Linked DNA regions of Homo sapiens: region 1 is linked to region 2. Evidence: chromatin contacts called from ENCODE Hi-C or POLR2A ChIA-PET data. All regions are on one chromosome and are shown on one strand. Each heading gives the region's core, a stretch centred on a gene start or an enhancer-like site at or near the end of the contact. The rest is flanking DNA. Distances are from core to core; before and after follow the strand shown. Region 1 overlaps TLR4 (toll like receptor 4). Region 2 has its middle 59 kb from the start of TLR4.

Evidence for each region. A loop is a pair of places that touch in the nucleus more often than their neighbours do. ChIA-PET counts read pairs that join two places held with the same protein, here RNA polymerase II (POLR2A). Pooled maps may share reads with other maps.
Region 1: a loop to region 2 is called in a map with no recorded cell type, with 2.7 times the contacts of the local background. The contact joins two enhancer-like sites. A Hi-C loop is called at or near these places in 1 of 168 maps with a recorded cell type or tissue (endothelial cell of umbilical vein), 4 of 37 single-sample maps with no recorded cell type and 6 of 50 pooled maps. POLR2A ChIA-PET finds 5 or more read pairs at or near these places in 1 of 52 experiments (activated CD4-positive, alpha-beta T cell).

Annotation. Positions count from the first base shown.
Region 1 is chr9:117,720,272-117,726,415 of GRCh38, reverse strand. It overlaps TLR4 (toll like receptor 4), which reads right to left. Exons shown (of 3, transcript NM_138554.5): 3 at 1,681-6,144. Among named protein-coding and RNA genes, the nearest start is that of TLR4, 19 kb to the right of the region's middle. Within about 2 kb of position 2,000, at least 6 of the 41 ENCODE cell types and tissues checked have a DNase peak (open chromatin) inside an H3K27ac peak, as active enhancers do.
Region 2 is chr9:117,642,371-117,648,143 of GRCh38, reverse strand. No RefSeq gene overlaps it. Among named protein-coding and RNA genes, the nearest start is that of TLR4, 59 kb to the left of the region's middle. Within about 2 kb of position 3,288, at least 10 of the 41 ENCODE cell types and tissues checked have a DNase peak (open chromatin) inside an H3K27ac peak, as active enhancers do.

The DNA.
Region 1 (6,144 bases), core at 751-3,250, 80 kb before region 2:
CAACAAGAAACCCAAAACATAAAACAGAATCAAGTAGAACTGCTCCAGTTGATTCCTCACTTGATTCTCCACCCCTTTTCCTCCATCTCTCCCCTTTTTTATTATTATTGGTAGAGGTAGTATTATCAATAGAATTTCACTACTGCTACTACCACCACCACCACCACTAGCCTGGTGGCTTCTTCATACAAAGTCAGCATGGTGCAGTGGGAACAGGTAGATCTGGTTCAAATCCAGACCATGCCTCTCACTATCCTTGTGACATCAGGCAGAACAGGAGGCTAACTAAGAGGCAGGGAAGGCCAGGTTGAGGCCTTCACTCATTGGCATAAAAATAAGAGAAGAAGGTGTATGGAGGGGATCATGGCAGAGAGGAGTCAGGACTAGATTGCAGCTCCAGACAGAGCAGCATCCAGAGGCTTGCATTGTGAATTTTAGCTCCAAATTGACTGCAAGAACAAACCAACATTCCCAAGAGGACCCACAAAACCTCTCAAGGAAGTGGACTGCTCCTGCAGGACCCAGAAGACACCCCAAATGCTGTGAGTGGCAAGAGGGAGAGGGATAACAGACTACAAATATGGTGCAGTGTATATTGCTTGGGTGACGGGTGCACCAAAATTTCACAAGTCACCACTAAAGAACTTACTCATGTAATGAAATACCAATACCTTATGGAAAAATAAAATAAAAAATAGGGGAAGAAGAAATTGCATAACTCTGTTATGCAGTTTAACAATTTTGTGGTAACAAGATGATCACTTAACAACAGCTTCTTCAACCCTTATGTTGTAACATTCTAGGATGTTTGTCTGTTTCTTGAAAGGGAGGGTAGGGTCACTCCAATTCTGGGAAAGTTTTTGAAGCCGAAGAACAAGTTGTATTATGTCAAGACTGAGTTATAGCTTCCCAGTGTCACACAGGAAGTTTGTATCAACACCAGGATAAGGACTTGGGCCTCCTAAATGCAAGGCACCACAAACCAGTGGGCTTAATGCTGAGACATTACCTAGGCTTCTGTCGGGCTGTATGCTCCCCATTTCATAATGAAAGCACACAAAAAATTAGCATTTTTGATGACTGTGAAGTGCCTTGCACTGTTTTAAGCACTTTGTTTGTATAAGCACTCATTTAATATATCATCCTTAACTGACAGATAAGCAAATTGAGACATAGTCCAGATAAATGTCTTTGTCAGGGTCAACTGATGCCAATTAACTATTAGCTTTCATGTAATTCAGTATTTATACTATATTGTTTCTTTCCTCAACTCTGCTATACATGGTCTTCTACTTATTACTTCCCAGATTTATCATTTACATTTTTGCTCTTCTTTTAGGTTAAGAATTTAAAGATCCATCTGCAGAGCTGTTCTTTTACAATTTCCAGCTCAAATGGGCCCTCCTCTGTAAAGCCTTCTCTGATTGCTTCTAGGAAGAACAACCCTCCACTCCCCACCACCCTGCATTTTGGCATAACATTGTGTGTGTGTGTGTGTGTGTGTGTGTGTGTGTGTGTGTGTGTGTATTGACATGCCTCTCTTGCCAAAATGAATCTGAACTCCGTAACTTTGAGGGCACTTCTTGGTCATTTACTTCTGCAGCTTCATGTGCCTTTTCAACCACAGAGTAGCTTCTTCATAAATATTAGATGGCCAGATGAGTAAAATAAAGAACACTCTCAAGGAGAAAAAAGAAAGTGAGAACTTTATTTCCGTGTACTGAACTGCCAACAAAACTGAGAGGTAGATATTATCCCCATTTTAAGCCGAGACAAACAAGACAGATACCATAAGACAGGATCAGAACACAGATCTGTCTGATTCCCAAAGCTTTTGTTCTCTCTAATACATGAGAAGAAAGACAGGCACATTAATGGTCACATGCAGAAGCGGTTAATGGAGTTCACAGACAAGAAAGGAAGAAAGAGAGCAAGGAGAAAATGAACATCAAAAAATAAGGAAGTTGGAATACTGACAGGTCAAAGCAGAGAGAAAGACAAGACTTACTAAGCAAGAACTAACTTAGTGCACAATAAGAAAATGCAAAGGAAGGAAGATTGTGGTGACATTTAGAGAGCTTAGAATGGCAACAGAATTGAGCTTCAGATATTTGGAAGAGTTTTATTCAAAACCGTGGCAAGAGCCAGAAAAAGTAAAGGGCAGAGACAAGGGCCTGCAGCAGGCAAGGAGGAAGCATGATTTAGAGACAGATGCCACAGCTCAGGAAGGGAGCGGCTTGACCCTGCTGCTTGGAAAGGGGCATGCCTGGGAGTGCTGGCACTAAGGACACTGTTGGTTGCTATTTGCAGTGGCATAAGGATGAAGGATGATAGCAGCCCTATAGTGATATAAGGGACCATCATGAATGGCATTTCAAGAAAGAAAGCAGGAAGGAATGAGGAACCAGAGTTCTCTGTTTTTATCAATCCACAACTGTGAAATTTATGAAGAAAGTTTACTCTCAACTGACAAGCATTCACATATGGTAAGAGGCACAAGGGGTCGAATGGTACCTCTGTGACTAACAGTGTAGGAGCCTGGGAGATATCACTTTAAATGTCAAGTATGGGAAAGAAGAAAGAATAATTGCAAGGATTAGTCCACAAAAGTGCTTGAGTTTAGAGAAACTGTATTCTTCTCCTTTAAGATAATTAAAACTGACCAAGTATACACATTGCTGAAATAGAGGAGACTCCTGTAAGAATGACATATAGCTTAATTTAAAAGCTTTTGGAATATGTAGGCAAAATGGAAGATATTCTTGAGTTTATAACATGGGGCAAAAGAGAAACTCCTCCTTGGAGGAGTTTTCAATCTGTTATCATAATAACTCCTTGCATTTATGTAGCACTTCCCTAAATTTTATTGGAGGCTCTGTCTCATTTCATTCTCAAAACTTTCACAGAAGACAGCGTAAAAATAACGTTATCTCATAGATAAACAGAGACCAAAGAGCAAAGAGATCAAGAGATTTGCCTTTGTTCAACAGCCTGTTAGTGGTGGAGCCATTTCACTATCAATGTCTTGTTTCCACAGCCTTTCACCTATAACTCAATGGGGTTGATAGCTTAATCCTTTTCAGAAATGAGGGAACATGGGAAATATTATAAATACATGGATACATCATGACTTGACGAATGAGTCTCCCGTTTTGATATAGCATCATCAGGTTTAGAACGCTAAAACCACATGTTAAGGATGCTGGAAAATCTGGATGATGAAGTTACACCTCTAATCATAGAATAGAATTCCTGGAATGGACATTTACTCCAATTGCCACAATTTATAGGTAAGGAAACAGCCCTGGAGATGTGAACATGCTAGAATGTCAGAGAGCTGGCCTGACCCTCAGCAGCCGTTTGGTTCATTCCTTTCTGACTGCCAATCTTTCTTGTGACACCTTCAAAATTTTTCCAAATCTGCATACCTTTTATATAATTCATTTCATCCCGTTTTTTTCCTAAGTTGGCCCACATTTTAAACTTAAATATATTTTAAAGAGATAATTGATTCTTAGCTAGTCACAAAATTTATTATAAATAAAAGTAACCATGAAAATAAACATATAACCACTAAAGGTAATACATTCATCTGTCAACCACATAAAATCATCTTATTTACTAACATGTCACACTTTTGAAAATGCTGATCTGACCTAAATGTCCCATTTTACAAATGAGAGACCTGAGCCCAGAGGTGCGCTCCCGGTGGCAGACCTGAATCCTAAACCTCACTACCTCTATCGCTGTTCACTTATCTGATCTCAGCTGTTAATATGCCAGAAACTGGCAAAGGTATTCCCTGCCTTTAGTGGTGCTAGACTCTCAGGTGCTGAAACCACAGCTAATTCAGCCAAAGATGATGTGTAGAGAGGACTCAGAAGGCCCTATTAATAACTCAGCTGAGCACAGCACTAGCCAGATATTCATCCCCTGCCATTAATTTCAAAAGTGCTCTTTGCAAGCAGGAAAATTTTGACAGCAGGTGTTTCCCACTGGGGAGCAGTAGACTCCTCAGAAGACTCAGGGTCTCAGCTTAAAGACCAAAACTACTGAATTTCAACCGTCAGTGATCACTTCCCCAATTCCCCTCAACGATAAGGAAAAAGGAGTTTCTGGGAAGATTGGCAGTGGCCCAGCAAGTTTTCGCAAGGAAATCCTGTGTTTTTCAGAGGGGAAAGTCATTTTTGGAATCTTAGTACTCAAGGCAAGATGAATACTTAGCAAAAGTGGAGTTAAATTTTACTTTGATATATTTTGGACTGGAAACAAAAAACAACATCACATTGACAACAGATGCCTCAGAGAGTTTAGAAAAGACCACAACATTTTTCTGGTATATATTTATGTGGGGTCTCAGCTACCCAGGATGATAAAGAAGGGAAAATGACAACGTGATAGGTAGAAACTAGGAGAACTAAAATGATTGCATGGACACAACATCTAAATGGATGTAGTGAGCTCACCATCAAATAGGCCAATCCTAGTATCCCAAAGAGTCTGATCTAGTGGGATTGAGAAGAATCAACTATACAGTGTAAAATAAAAATACATTATCTGACCTTGCCTGGGCTATCATGAATCTTAGCAATAAATCTCAAGAACAAAACCAATAACCATATTAAATGTGGGTGGTTATTCTCCATTTTCCATTATAACAGTAATTCCCAAATCTGTCTGTGCACGAAAACTGGGAGAATATTTTAAAATATAAATTCCTTAGGACTAACCTCTGATATTGAACCAGAATTTCTAGCAATAAAGATCATAAAGATAGATAATTAGTACCTAGATACACAGACACATAGATAGCAGAATGAAAGTCATTAAGTGATTCTTAAGCCAAGCATTTGTTTAAAAGTGAGAGTTTGGGACCTGCTCAACTTTGTCATCTTCATATATGGTTTCCATTTTAATCGTTGTATTGAAATAAAATCAGCTGTAGACTGCCTGGAATTCTTTGTCAAAATGAAGTTTGCAAAAAGAGGCTAGAAGAAGATAGAAAAGATGTAAGAGAGAGAGCAAGTGATTTGGAGACACAAGATCAAGGAACCGATCTTGGGATAGAAAATACTCTTCTCCAGTTCCATCCATGCTCTCACTTATGAGTGGAAACTAAATAATTTGTAGACATGGACATGGAGAATGAAATAACAGACATTGAGGACTCAGAAAGGTGGGAAGGGGTTAAGGGATGAGAAAGTACCTAATAGGTACAAAGTACACTGTTCAGTTGATGGTTACGCTAACAGCCCAGACTAAACCATTATGCAATATATTCATGTAACAAAACTGCATTTGCACTCTCTAAATCTATAAAAATTAAAATAAAATTTTCTAACCTTGAAGAGAGTCTTTGTTACCCATCTTAAAAAGAATGAAGTCAGAGTAGAGACATGAAGTTGTCTTTTTTTTAAATAGTTTTTTTAACTCTATATTTTTATATAGTGTCTCCTAGGGAATCCCACAAATAGAAAGAGTGTTTATTCCTTTCTGAGGAGGAGAACAGACCTCCCAGAGTCCAAAGGGAAAGACAAGGACAGTCCCAGGAAGAGGAAGGGTCATGCACTAGCATCTCACGGCCGAGCCCTAGGAAGACGGAGGGGCAAGGTCCTGGGGTGGCTGTGGATAGAGTCAGGCTGGGTTATTTCAGGTCAGTCCTGCCTTGCTTGGCCCATGGGAAATGGGGTGTTGTTAGTATGAGTCAAGAGCTCAAATTGGTAACTGGCTGGTTTTGATTTAATTACATAGTGAGATAGTTTCCTAGGAGCATACAACACAATCCTTTCTCCTAAACGTGAGTTTAATTTTCAACAAAACACTTCTCTCATAAACATCACGTCATTTCTAAACCTTTATTGCCATTCCCAGAACTGCTTGCAGCCTTTCAGAAACCCATTATTTTATAATTATAATCAAGACTATTAGGACAGGACAATTTGTGCCAAAAAGCGCATTTACACTCAGAATTGTCACTTAGCACTGTCACAGGAGGGATCATCTTTATTTCTGTAGAAATCAAGGAGAGTTGCAGACTCTGCCTTTTAAACTTTTAATTTCTAGATGGCATGGGAGTTACTGACCTTGTCTAAATTATTCTCCATTCACTCCACTAACCACCCCTGGCAGAGTAGCCCAGGACAT
Region 2 (5,773 bases), core at 2,039-4,538:
GGATGGCTCTTTTTGTAAGGAGCCAGCCACCATACTGTGAAGGAATTCAGCAAACAGCCCTATGGAGAAATCCAGATGACCAGGAACTGGGGCCATTCACAGCAGTCATCATGGACCTGACAGTTGAGCCACCTGGGAGACAGATACCCCAACCACAGGTGAGCCCTTAGATGACTATGGCCCAGGCCAACATTTTGGCTACCACCTCCTGAGAGATGCTGAGCCATGATCACCCATAAGCCTCTCCTTAAATTCTGATTCACATAACTATGAAAGGTGGCAGAGTTTATCATGGTTTTAAGTTGCTACATTTTGAGATAATTTGTTATGCAGCAATAGATAAATAATACAGTTTCTCTCTCCCTTGTGTCTGATATTGGTTGAAAGAAGGTCTAGGAGGCTGGGCATGGTGTCTCATGCCTGTAATCTCAGCACTTTGCAAGGCCAAGGTGGGTGGATCACCGAGGTCAGGAATTTGAGACCAGTCTGGCCAACATGACAAAACCCCATCTCTACTAGAAAATACAAAAATTAGCCAGGCATGGTGGCATGTGCCTGTAATCCCAGCTACTCAGGAGGCCGAGGCAGGAGAATCGCTTGAACCTGGGGAGGTGGAGGGTGCAGTGAACCGAGATTGCACCACTGCACTCCAGTCTGGGTGACAAGGCAAAGTGAGACTCCGTCTCAAAAAAGAAATAAAAAAATAAAAAAATAAAATAAGAGGTCTCGGAATGGATGGTTCATGTAGACGGTATGTGGCATAATAACAACCAGCATGTGTGGAATCCATACTAAACACTTTACATCATTTCATTTCATTTAATTTCATCTCATTTAATCTTCTCAAAAGGCAGGCACATTTATCCTCATTGTATAGTTGAAAAAACTAAAGTTTGAAAAAGTCATGTCTTATGTCCACAGCTTTTGATCTAGTAAGAGTGAAGTCAGAACTTGAAAGAAGGTCTGTTTCCAAATGACTTCCCTGCTCTTGGTCTGCTTCCTGGGGCATCTGTGGGCATTTTGTACCCATCCTACCTTACCCTCGTTGAATGTGTGCCACCTCATTTAGACTTGGTCTGTACATCTGCAGAAAGAGGATGCGTTAGGCTGCTGCTGCTTGGATGTAGTGAGGGGAATGCTGGCCCAAGTTCAGTCTGGCTGAATCACAGTTGCCTCATTGACAAAATGGGGAAAATAATTACTATCTCACAGGGCAGTTGAAATAATTCAATTTCATAATGCCTATGCCATTGTTTTACAAACTCTAACAGCTAACACCAAAGTAAATTATTGTTTTTATCATGATTTTTGTTATGTTCATCTATGCCAAGCTCATAAAGATTATGGGATTAGAAGAGCCAATTACAACAGCCCACCCAGCGTCTATGGAAGGGCCCCAACTTTAAAGGCAGTCAATATATCCATTTTTTCCAGAACATGAAAGAAACGTTGAATAGCTATTTATTGTCTTCCAGCTATAATTGATTATGGGATGAGAGTTGTTTTGTCGATCTTCCATTACAGTGCTTGAATAAAAGGTTAGTAAATAATAATGATAACAGAGAAAAACAACACATTCTTTCTCAAATCCCACCCACGCTGCCTCTCTGACTTGTGTATATTTGAAAATGGTCTTTACAAATATCAATTCTGGAAAAAAATTTACGTTGCATTATAAATATAAAAATAAAACCAAATCAAAATTATTATCTTGGCATCCTGGGGACCCTCCCTGGTGTGGATGAGGGGGCAGAAAAGAGGGAGTGGGAAAGAATGAAGGGAGGAGGACAAAGACCATGCCCGGAATTCCCATGCCAGCGGAACACTTGAACAGCCTGTTTTTCTGCCCTTTAAAATTAAAAACACAAATCAATCTCACTCAAATTCTAAAAGCAGAAAGGAATGGGGGATTTGACTGGTAATGTTTAGAAATAAATGATTTCTGGAAATGTATTGTGACTTAAAAATTGAGAAGTTCTGTCTTTGTAGAATGAAAAGAGAGAGAAGCTACAATTTCCACACGCAAACAAACACCCCATCTCATCAACTCCACCCATTTCCAGCTCCTGGACATTTGTCTTTATTTGTTTCCTCCTCTTCTGAAGCAGGATTTCTCCTGGACAGCAGCCTCCTCAACGTGGGGGCTTATCTATTTATCATCCCTCTCTTCCAACATTGCTTCCCCCACCACCCCCAGCCACACAGACAGCAGGGATTCTTCCATCATTCTTTTCTTCCTTTTCTTGGGGGCACTGTATAGTCTGACCCTAGGCCCTCTTTCTCTCCCACAAAGCTTTTATTTGAAAGCAACAGAAAAGAGGATGGAAACTGAGGGTAATAGAGATTGAAAGAGAGGAGACAGGAGTGGCTGCCAAGACAGAAAGAACAAGACAGGCACAGACAGCATGCAGGGGTGGACTGAAAAGTGAGAAGTCAGGGAAGAACATGGGTTAAATAATCGATTTCAAAACTCACTCTTTGCCAGAGATTTTAATCAAATCATTTCCTTAACCCCAGGAATCTTCTGGGAATTCATTCCCTCTTTCTCTGTCTCTGTCTCTCTCTCTCTCTCTCTCTCACTCTCTTCCTCTTTCTCTATCCCAGACTCTACACAGAGCCAAAAATGCCCTTAGCTATGGCCTGTGCCAGCACCACCACATGTATCTCTATTCCCTCCACTACACATAGGTGCAATCGCACAACCACACACCATTACACACACACACACACACACAAAACCACCCCCCACGCCATATACTCAAGAGATGAGAAAAACCAAGCAAGTGGCCTGAGCAAGGCAAGCCCAGATCAAAGGGTTTTGGACTAGTGTCCTTTCCCTCTCCGTATACTGTCTGAGGGGTACTGTAATTAAGAAACAATTTATTCCTTTTCCCAACACATTGGATAACTACCTCTCATTTTACTCAACCAAAGTGGCAACAAGGCACCACAGGCACAACCCTGACAGAGAAGGAAAGCATTCAGGGAAACTGGGAGGTGGGGTATTATAAGCCTTCTTATTTTTTTAAATGGGTACTATTCAAAAGGGCTGCTTTCTTCACTGGCTACAGGTTATGTAACATCTAAATTATTTCCGGAGTTTCTGAACAGACCAGAGGTTCAGAATAATGGCACCCGCCTCTCCAGATCTGAGGGCTGCTGTCTTCTCCCAGAAGCCCCTCCAAGCCGCTCTGACCCCTGGTCTGGGGCACCCTTCTTCCTTCCCGGCATTTTTTACAAACACAACCTTCAAAATTAGTTCAGAGGCTTTGCGACCCTTTTGTGGCCCTGCACCGCCATCATGTGGCCAGAGCTAACACTGCATCCATGCACACTTACGTGAAAACCAATGAAACCTTAAATGGGAAGTGGCGTAAGATCAGGATTAACCTCCAGCAGATCCTAAGTGGGGTACTTTCCTGTCTTTGCTGCTGGTATATGCTGCAAACTATATTTGGAGGCCTTTTACACTTATGTTCCTCCGCTAGCCCCTTTTCATGGAATGCCTCTTCCCTCGTGTACTCTAAGTTCTAAAATGTAAGAAACTTGCTCATAGGACCAAACACAATTAATCTCTGACCTTCAAACACGTTTCATTTTATTTATTGTGATCGTAGCACTTACCAAAATTCTAAACTGTATGCAAATTAAATGTGTGTGGATTTCTCTCCCCTACCAGGAAGTGAACTGGCAGATGGCAGAGACTGTTTTTTTCACACCTCACAAATAGTAACGAGTCTTTAAAAAGTATATATTGAATGGAGAAAATACAGCAAATAAATGACTCACTAATTTCTTAGCTACCCTGCTTAACTTGCCCTGATGACCTCTTCCTTCCTCTTTTCTGCACAGTGTTGGGCACTGTGCAGCATATAGGTAAGAAACCCTGGAGTAGGAATCAGAATTAGGTTACACCCATGGGAGCTGCGTACCCTTGAGTCAGTCACTTTTTCCTCTAGGAGCCTTAGTTTTCTCAACTATATAAAGAGAGGATTGAATTAAACAAATCACTAAGGTCCATTCAGGTAGATGACGAGGTAAGCCTAAACAAAACTGACTTTTACTAGAGGAATTTTGACTCTGCTTTAAGAGACAAGATGCACTATAGTTATATTCTTTTTCCACTTATTCCAAGGTAATAATACACAGTATTAGGTACCCAATAAATATCTGGAAAATAACAGATGAGAACAGAAAAAAAAGTCAATAAGAAAACAAATTGACCACAGAGCAGTTGTGAACGACAAATGGCACACAACTCCATTCGTAATTCACATTCAGACTTTTTATGTCCTGACATAAGCATGCTGCAAAAAGACGTATCAAAGGCTACTAAGGTTAAACATAGGCTGTTCTGGACTTTTCAGAGAATGTTTCTTAGAGGCAAATCACATTAACAGCCAAACAAATCTGGCTCTAGATAAAGGAGAGGATGTTGTTTGAGATGCAAGAAGGACAGCATAGTGCAGGTGTTACAAAGCAGATAGGAACAGTAAACAACAAATTGTGGCAATATTAGCCACGAATTCTTCACCTGGTTTCAGAAGAAGCCGCTATCAAGTTGTAATCTAAATGAGTATCACCTGAAAAATCACCATGCTCCTATAACCGGAAACCCAAGCGGAACACTTCTGTTCCTCATATTGTATTTCACTGATAGACACAGTCCAGCCCAACTGCTTATTTTCACAGACAGCACAGAAAGGAAGAAAGTCCACCTTGTGTTTCTGGAGACCTCTTCCTATGCCTCGCAGTGGGTCAGGCATGTTATATCTGCTTAACAAGTTGTTCGGTACAATGTCCTATGAACACTCTCTCTTCTACAAATATTAACAGATTTAGTACCTAGTACTGAGAGGTGACAGAGTGCTGGCAGTCCTCACAGCCCTTGCTCGCTCTCGGCGCCTCCTCTGCCTGGGCTCCCACTTTGGCGGCACTTGAGGAGCCCTTCGGCCCGCCGCTGCACTGTGGAAGCCCTTTTCTGGGCTGGCCAAGGCTGGAGCCGGCTCCCTCAGCTTGCGAGGAGATGTGGAGGGAGAGGCGCGGGCGGGAACCGGGGCTGGGCGCGGTGCTTGCGGGCCAGCGTGAATTCCGGGTAGGCGTGGGCTCGGCGTACCCCGCACTCGGAGCGGCCGGCCGGCCCCGCCGGCCCGGGCAGTGAGGGGCTTAGCACCTGGGCCAGCAGCTGCTGTGCTCAATTTCTCGCCAGGCCTTAGCCACCTTCCCGCGGGGCAGGGCTCCGGACCTGCAGCCGGCCATGTCTGAGCCTCCTCCCCCCCGCCCCTCCGTGGGCTCCTGTGCGGCCCAAGCCTCCCTGACGAGCGCCACCCCCTGCTCCAAGGCGCCCACTCCCATCGACCACCCAAGGGCTGAGGAGTGCGGGCGCAAGTCGCGGGACTGGCAGACAGCTCCACCTGCAGCCCCGGTGCGGGATCCACTGGGTGAAGCCAGCTGGGCTTCTGAGATTGGTGGGGACGTAGAGAACCTTTACGTCTAGCTAAGGGAGTGTAAATAAACCAATCGGCACTCTGTATCTAGCTCAAGGTTTGTAAACACACCAATCAGCACCCTGTGTCTAGCTCAGGGTTTGTGAATGCACCAATCCACACTCTGTATCTAGCTACTCTGATGGGGACTTGGAGAACCTTTGTTTCCACACTCTGCATCTAGCTAATCTGGTGAGGAGGTGGAGAACCTTTGTGTCTAGCTCAGGGATTGTAAATGCACCAATCAGTGCCCTGTCAAAACAGACCACTGGGCTCTACTAAACAGC